Regions from separate parts of the Homo sapiens genome. Here region 1 is linked to region 2. A link is an interaction called in ENCODE POLR2A ChIA-PET data of the cell type or tissue named here. Cell type or tissue: GM12878. All regions are shown on one strand. Links, peaks and the distances in the headings refer to the core of each region. The heading gives the core; the rest is flanking DNA.

Evidence for each region. ChIA-PET counts read pairs that join two places held together with the same protein. Peaks named below come from ENCODE experiments on the same cell type or tissue, not always from the same donor. Only the 100,000 strongest peaks of a DNase experiment are listed, where the experiment ranks them.
Region 1: POLR2A ChIA-PET joins it to region 2 with 9 read pairs; 3 of 35 experiments call an interaction of 5 or more read pairs at or near these places.

Annotation. Positions count from the first base shown.
Region 1 is chr4:159,047,607-159,050,524 of GRCh38, reverse strand. It overlaps a transcript of SPMIP2 not described here. Among named protein-coding and RNA genes, the nearest start is that of SPMIP2, 14 kb to the right of the region's middle. In GM12878, for the core only: no CTCF peak of the experiment used is centred there; no DNase peak of the experiment used is centred there.
Region 2 is chr4:158,859,603-158,862,520 of GRCh38, reverse strand. FNIP2 (folliculin interacting protein 2) reads right to left here. Exons shown (of 17, transcript NM_020840.3): 10 at 2,855-2,918; 11 at 1,033-1,179; 12 at 745-914. Among named protein-coding and RNA genes, the nearest start is that of FNIP2, 92 kb to the right of the region's middle. In GM12878, for the core only: no CTCF peak of the experiment used is centred there; a DNase peak (open chromatin) is centred at 1,479; H3K27ac peaks cover 1,067 bases.

The DNA of each region.
Region 1 (2,918 bases), core at 297-2,796, 190 kb before region 2:
GGCTATCTTAACATTTTAAACAATAAAATGCTGTTTACATTTATCCAATCTTAAGGCTCTCTGAGTCTGGGCTGTTACTGGATATGGTGATCCTTACTCCTAACCCATCCCCCTTTCTTCCCCCTCCCTTCTTTTTATATTATACTCACACTATCATGAATTGCAGACATATTTATTAAAAATGCTATCACACCTCCCTTTCCATTCTTTTCCCTTTCAATACAGCAGGCCTGTCCTCAAGTTAGGGAGTCACACCTGTCCACTTCTCAAGCCTGACAGTAGTTATCAGGAAGCACATTTCAAAAAAAAAAAAAAAAAAATACAGTGGTGGCAGTACCACCCAGTGAGAAGAATGAATTCCAAATGCTGTCAAAATAAAGACTGGTTTGATTAATGCCAGCATTCACTTTATTTTCATGGCTTCCCCTGCAGGGTCAAAAAGAGCAGCCCAGGGCCAGAGAATATGTGTTGACACTAACGGGCACCTTTTAGCAATGCACATTTTTAAAAGTAACGTCTAAGTTACTTGACATGTTATCAAGAGATTGCCTTATATCTATCAAGAAGCTTTAAGGCTCATTTTCTACCAAGACATCTCCAGTACCAAATTTTTTTCTCTCTTCTGTGACAGCTACAATATCAGTGATGTAATGCAGTATATATTTGAGCTCTCTATGACATCTGTGGAAGTCAAACCCTATTTTCCAGACAGACACAAAAATCATATGGGTTTTAATTCATTTTAAGTGGATTCTAACCTTGTATAAAAAAATTGAGAACAGGTGATCAATATTCTTAACGAATCATAAAAATTCAGAACATTCTAAAGAATAAATACCTTTAAGAAAAGTTGATGGAAAATCCTAAGCTGAAATCAAACAAGTGATTGTATTTAAAATCACTTGATTTGCCAAAATAGCTAGAAGAGAAGCTTTGGAATATTTCCAAGAAATGACAAGTGTTTGAGGTGAGGGATATCCTAAATGCCCTGATTTGATCATTACACGTTGTCTGCGTATATCAAAAGAAGCACCCCAAAAATATATACTACTATTATGTATCAATAAGAATTTTTTAAAAAAATCACTTGGTTTGCATTCTATCCCTTAATCAATCTTTGCGAATCTTGATCTCATCTATATGTTTCAGACTATTTTCTTACATCTTCTCAACCATTTTCAAAGCTATTGTGGTGCTTTTAGGAAACCAGTAAAACAATTCTTAACAATTCTTAGACTTGTGTGCAGCGAAAGAACAGAAAAATACGAGAGCTTACTTGGTCCAGCTGGACCTTCTTGTTTACTTAAATAAAAATAATAAGCTAATCTGTGTTGAAGATAGAATCCACTGAAATGTCACAAACTGACGTTGCTTTATCTTTCTCGACAGTGTTTTCTCAGAAATCCCTGCCATCTTTTTGTCAATTTACAATAGAGAATTCTTTTATTTTCTTTCTATGAAAATCAGAATTGGTAATATTTAATAAATATAATAAATGCACCTGACATAACCTTAACATTTGACATCTATATTTTAAGTCATTCAAATTACATTATGTCAACTAAAAGCCCACGTTTTATACTCCGATTCAAAAAAAATTTTAACTTTATATCATTTAGTAAATTATCTCAGGTTTTAAAAAATAATAATTATTAAGCCTAGGATGGTGTCGCATATCTGTAATGCCAGCTAAGTCTGGAGGCTGAGGCAGGAGGATCACTTGAGCCTAGAAGTTAGAGTCCAACCTGGGCAACATAGGGACACTCTCTCAAAAAAAAAAAAAAAAAAAAAAAGTGGAAGGGGAGAGAAAAAATTATTAGTTATCATTGTAAACAAATTTCTTTGACAATATCATCCTTTGCAAACTGATAGGCATTTTCAATTCGGGATCCTTGTGTATATTGAATGTGGGAGGAAAAACCGTGCAAAGCGTCCCCTCCCCCTGCTTCTGGTCCAAGATTTTCTTGTGGCTCGGTGGCTCTAGGTTACGTCCATGTGGCTCTGAGCCAAGAGAAATGCCTATGGAAAGGCTGTTCTCAACAGAGGGCTGTCTGCCTTTGTGAAAGACGAGAAGACAAAGCCTAATACAGTGCAACTTCTTTAGAACATTTTCCAGGGAACTGAACATTTTGAATGTTGTACGTGGGAAAACATGCGCCGTGAGAGCAGCACAATGACGGCATTTCACTGTACTTGCACTTGCCAGGCATTCCAGCGCGCCCTGCCTACGAGGCTAACAAATGGGCTTCAACAGGAGATAGCACAGGCTCGGGAAAGCTCTCCTACCCCACCCCCTTTTGTGCTTACACAAAACGGTCAATTATGTCCTTCTGAAACAGAGGCCAGGTCTGTTCTCAAATACCATGCTTTGGAGGAGGTATGATTACTTAAGCGAGTTCAGGTGGCCTAGAGAAAGGCAAAAAGGCAAAACAGTACCTTTACAGACTGCAAAACATCGCTAAAAGCATGAACAATCATCTCTGAAGGAAGGTAAGCACACCAGCACGCGGTAAGCATCCTCATCTCTAAAGACTGGGAGCAGGAGCTCTTTTATTTTCCCTCTTTGTGCTTTCTCTATTACATGCCATTCTGTTACATGCTATCATATCATGGTTCACATATTTGAAACCCCGTCTTCTTATTCATTTAGATTTATTTCAGATTATACAGAATCTCAGGCCACTGAGGAGCAGGTAGTGGGGCAGGCCATTCTCTTTGTCTTTCTTCCATTGTGCTGTGTAGACCCAGAGGCAGGGCTCTCCATAGAACTGGGATTGGGCAACCTCACTGTCAACTACTGGCTCCAGCCTAGTTACTTTTCTGCAGAGCTTGTTTGGTACAGCGCAGGAAATACTACTTCGCTGGGGTTTTCAGTTATCTAAGAGCATCTTGGTATTTTTCAGATTACCAAGAATCTG
Region 2 (2,918 bases), core at 292-2,791:
TCTCCATATCTCCCCTTCCTTAATTCCATTTAAATATCCACAAATTCTTTAATTGATTTAGAACACGCCTTTTACCCCCTAACCATGAGGGAGCTTGTATTCATTTATACATCTCACGACCAAGAGCACAAGGACAAGACAACATCTGTATTGTTACAAAATGAGGCTGAGAGTAATAAGGGTAGGGATGAGAATCTAATGACTATGTGTAAAACCAGGGCTTGGCTCACAGTGTCAGCTTTCATTATTGTTATTATAGCATGCTGCTTTCCAGGATGAGGTGCTTTTCTGTGGATATTTTTGATTGTTACAACTTGGGGCGGGAGGTGGGAGGGGCAGTTCTACTGGCATCTAGTAAATGGAGGCCAAGGATGCCACTCAATATCCATTAATGCGTAAGAGAGCTCTTCCCACACCCCACAACAACTCAACCAACAAAGAATTACCTGGTCAACAGTGCTGAGGTTAAGAAATCCTGCTCTAGGGTGAACAGCCACTGTGGAATGGGAGAACACAGTTGGCTTATACTGCTTTAAGAGTGTAGCACAAAGCTGCCAGTAGGGGAAAAAAGAGAGGAAGGTCGTGGGTCTACAATTAGAATCCAGGGACCAACTTCCTATTCCTCATCTGCCCAAAGACAACCTATGAATTACTGGGTGAGAGAGCCGGTATAAACTACAAATTCTAGCATTTTTTTCCTATTCCATCCCATATATTCTCTGAATAGTCAAATTAGGTACTAACCCAGCTGTGCCCAAAGAGGATTATACGGATGTGTTTTGGCCAGCATGTTCACTGACTGGGAGGTACGTTTCTCTGAGAAGGCTTTGATGGGAGGGTGATCCACAGGCATGACAGTTGGGACCCAGGCCAGGTGGTAGGTTAACACCGCAGTCAGTAAGGCAGCAAAAAACCTTGGAGAAATGGAAAAAGATACAACCAACTTAGTCAATACAGAAAGAGGCACATCCTATGCAGTACACACATTGGCCATGAGATTTGCATACAAGTCTCCAGAGAGTTGAAGCTTACTGGTTTTTATTTATCTGTTCTATCAGAAGTGTAAACTCCTTGAGAAAGCGCTGGCAGAGCTGGTTTTTTTCCAAAGTGCCGGACATCATAGTAAGCCATACAGGTTCAGCTATCCTTGGAACAGAATATAAGTTCCAGATAGTTCCTCTATAGAACAGAAAGAGAGGGAAACACAAAAGTGTCAGAAATACTATTTTGGATAATCTTGGTGTAAAAGAATAAAGGAGAAAACAACTTGAATCTATGTAGTCCTTAAAAGATTCAAGCTCCACACATAACAGGGGTTGCACACTATGGCCCACGGGCCAAATCTGACTGCCACCTTTTTTTGTAAATAAAAAGTTTTACTGGGTCACAGCCGTGCTCATTTATTTACTTATTTATTGTCTATGGCTGCTTCTGTGGGACAACGGCTAAGTTCAGTTGCTACTACAGAGACTCTACAGAAACTGAAAGTACAGAACTAGAAAGCCTCACTTTCAGCTTCTTGACCTTTGAAAAATAGACACCTCATTAAAGTAGGACCCAGATTCTCAGCCGGGCGTGGTGGCTCATACCTGTAATCCCAGCACTTTGGGAGGCCAAGGTGGTGGATTACAAGGTCAAGAGATAGAGAACATTCTGGCCAATATGGTGAAACCCCGTCTCTACTAAAAATACAAAAATTAGCTGGGCATGGTGGCGCGCGCCTGTAAACCCAGCTACTCGGGAGGCTGAGGCAGGAGAATCGCTTGAACCCAGGAGGTGAAGGTTGCAGCGAGCCGAGATCGCACCACTGCACTCCATCCTGGTGACAGAGCGAGACTCAGTCTAAAAAAAAAAAAAAAAAAAAAAGTGGGACCCAGATTCTCAAGCGCAAGCCAGTGAGCGTCCAGTCTGACCACAGCAGAGCAACAGGCAAATCTCCAGTGCTTTCCCAAAAACTATGGAAGGTTTACTAATCATCAGACTGCCATCAAAGAGCACAACTTTATGTCATTCTCAAATATATGACTTAAGTCTTAGCAATCACCAGATAATAAGTAACATGTTACTTGAGTACTTTAACACATAATCCACAGTAAAAAAAAGGCTTGCGATTTTGCTCCAGGTAGCATTACTGAGTTCATCAGCATATACTTTAAGCATCATAAAAGTGTTCTAACATTCAAAGGATTATAAATTTTTTTTTTATCCTTCCTCTATGGAATAACAGTTTGACTCATTCGCTCATGACTGCTTTGGAGTGGGATTCCATTCCCTATCAAGAAAGTGGCTCTAAATGGTGCAACAATCCCAACTCAGCATGATCAGAGAGGATCCCACCTGCTACCCAACACAATTTACCTTTCCACACAGATACTAGGAGCAAGGACTCTAGACACCAGTTTCCAGAGGACACTTGGTGTAAACTAGGACTGTCCTGGCAAACTGGAATGTATGTCTTCCCGACATGCATAACCTCTCCATCTGTGCTTTGAATAAGCATCCCTGAACTCAAGTTTCCACATCTGTAAAATGGGGTTAGTAGTGCTTAGGGCTTTTGTGAGGCTGACATAAGATAATGAATAGACTGGTGAGAGATACCTGAACATTAGTTTTCCCCATTCATCCTGTTAAAAACAATCCTATCAGGGACTGTCGGTTGAGCAATAGTGAGGATTACTCAGCGGTAAATTATTTAAATTTTTTGCTTCATTTGTTCTGTTTCCATCTTGAAGGGCGGAACCACAAAAGTGAGGAATAACTGCCAGGCCCCCAATTCTTCCAAGTCACAGTTTATCTTTATCCATGGCTGCTCATAAACATCTCCTGTTGGATTTGCCAAACTTTGCCACTTTACCTGAATTCTCCCAGAGCTTCCATCAAACGGCTGACATAAAACTGGACTCGGAGACTTGATTCTG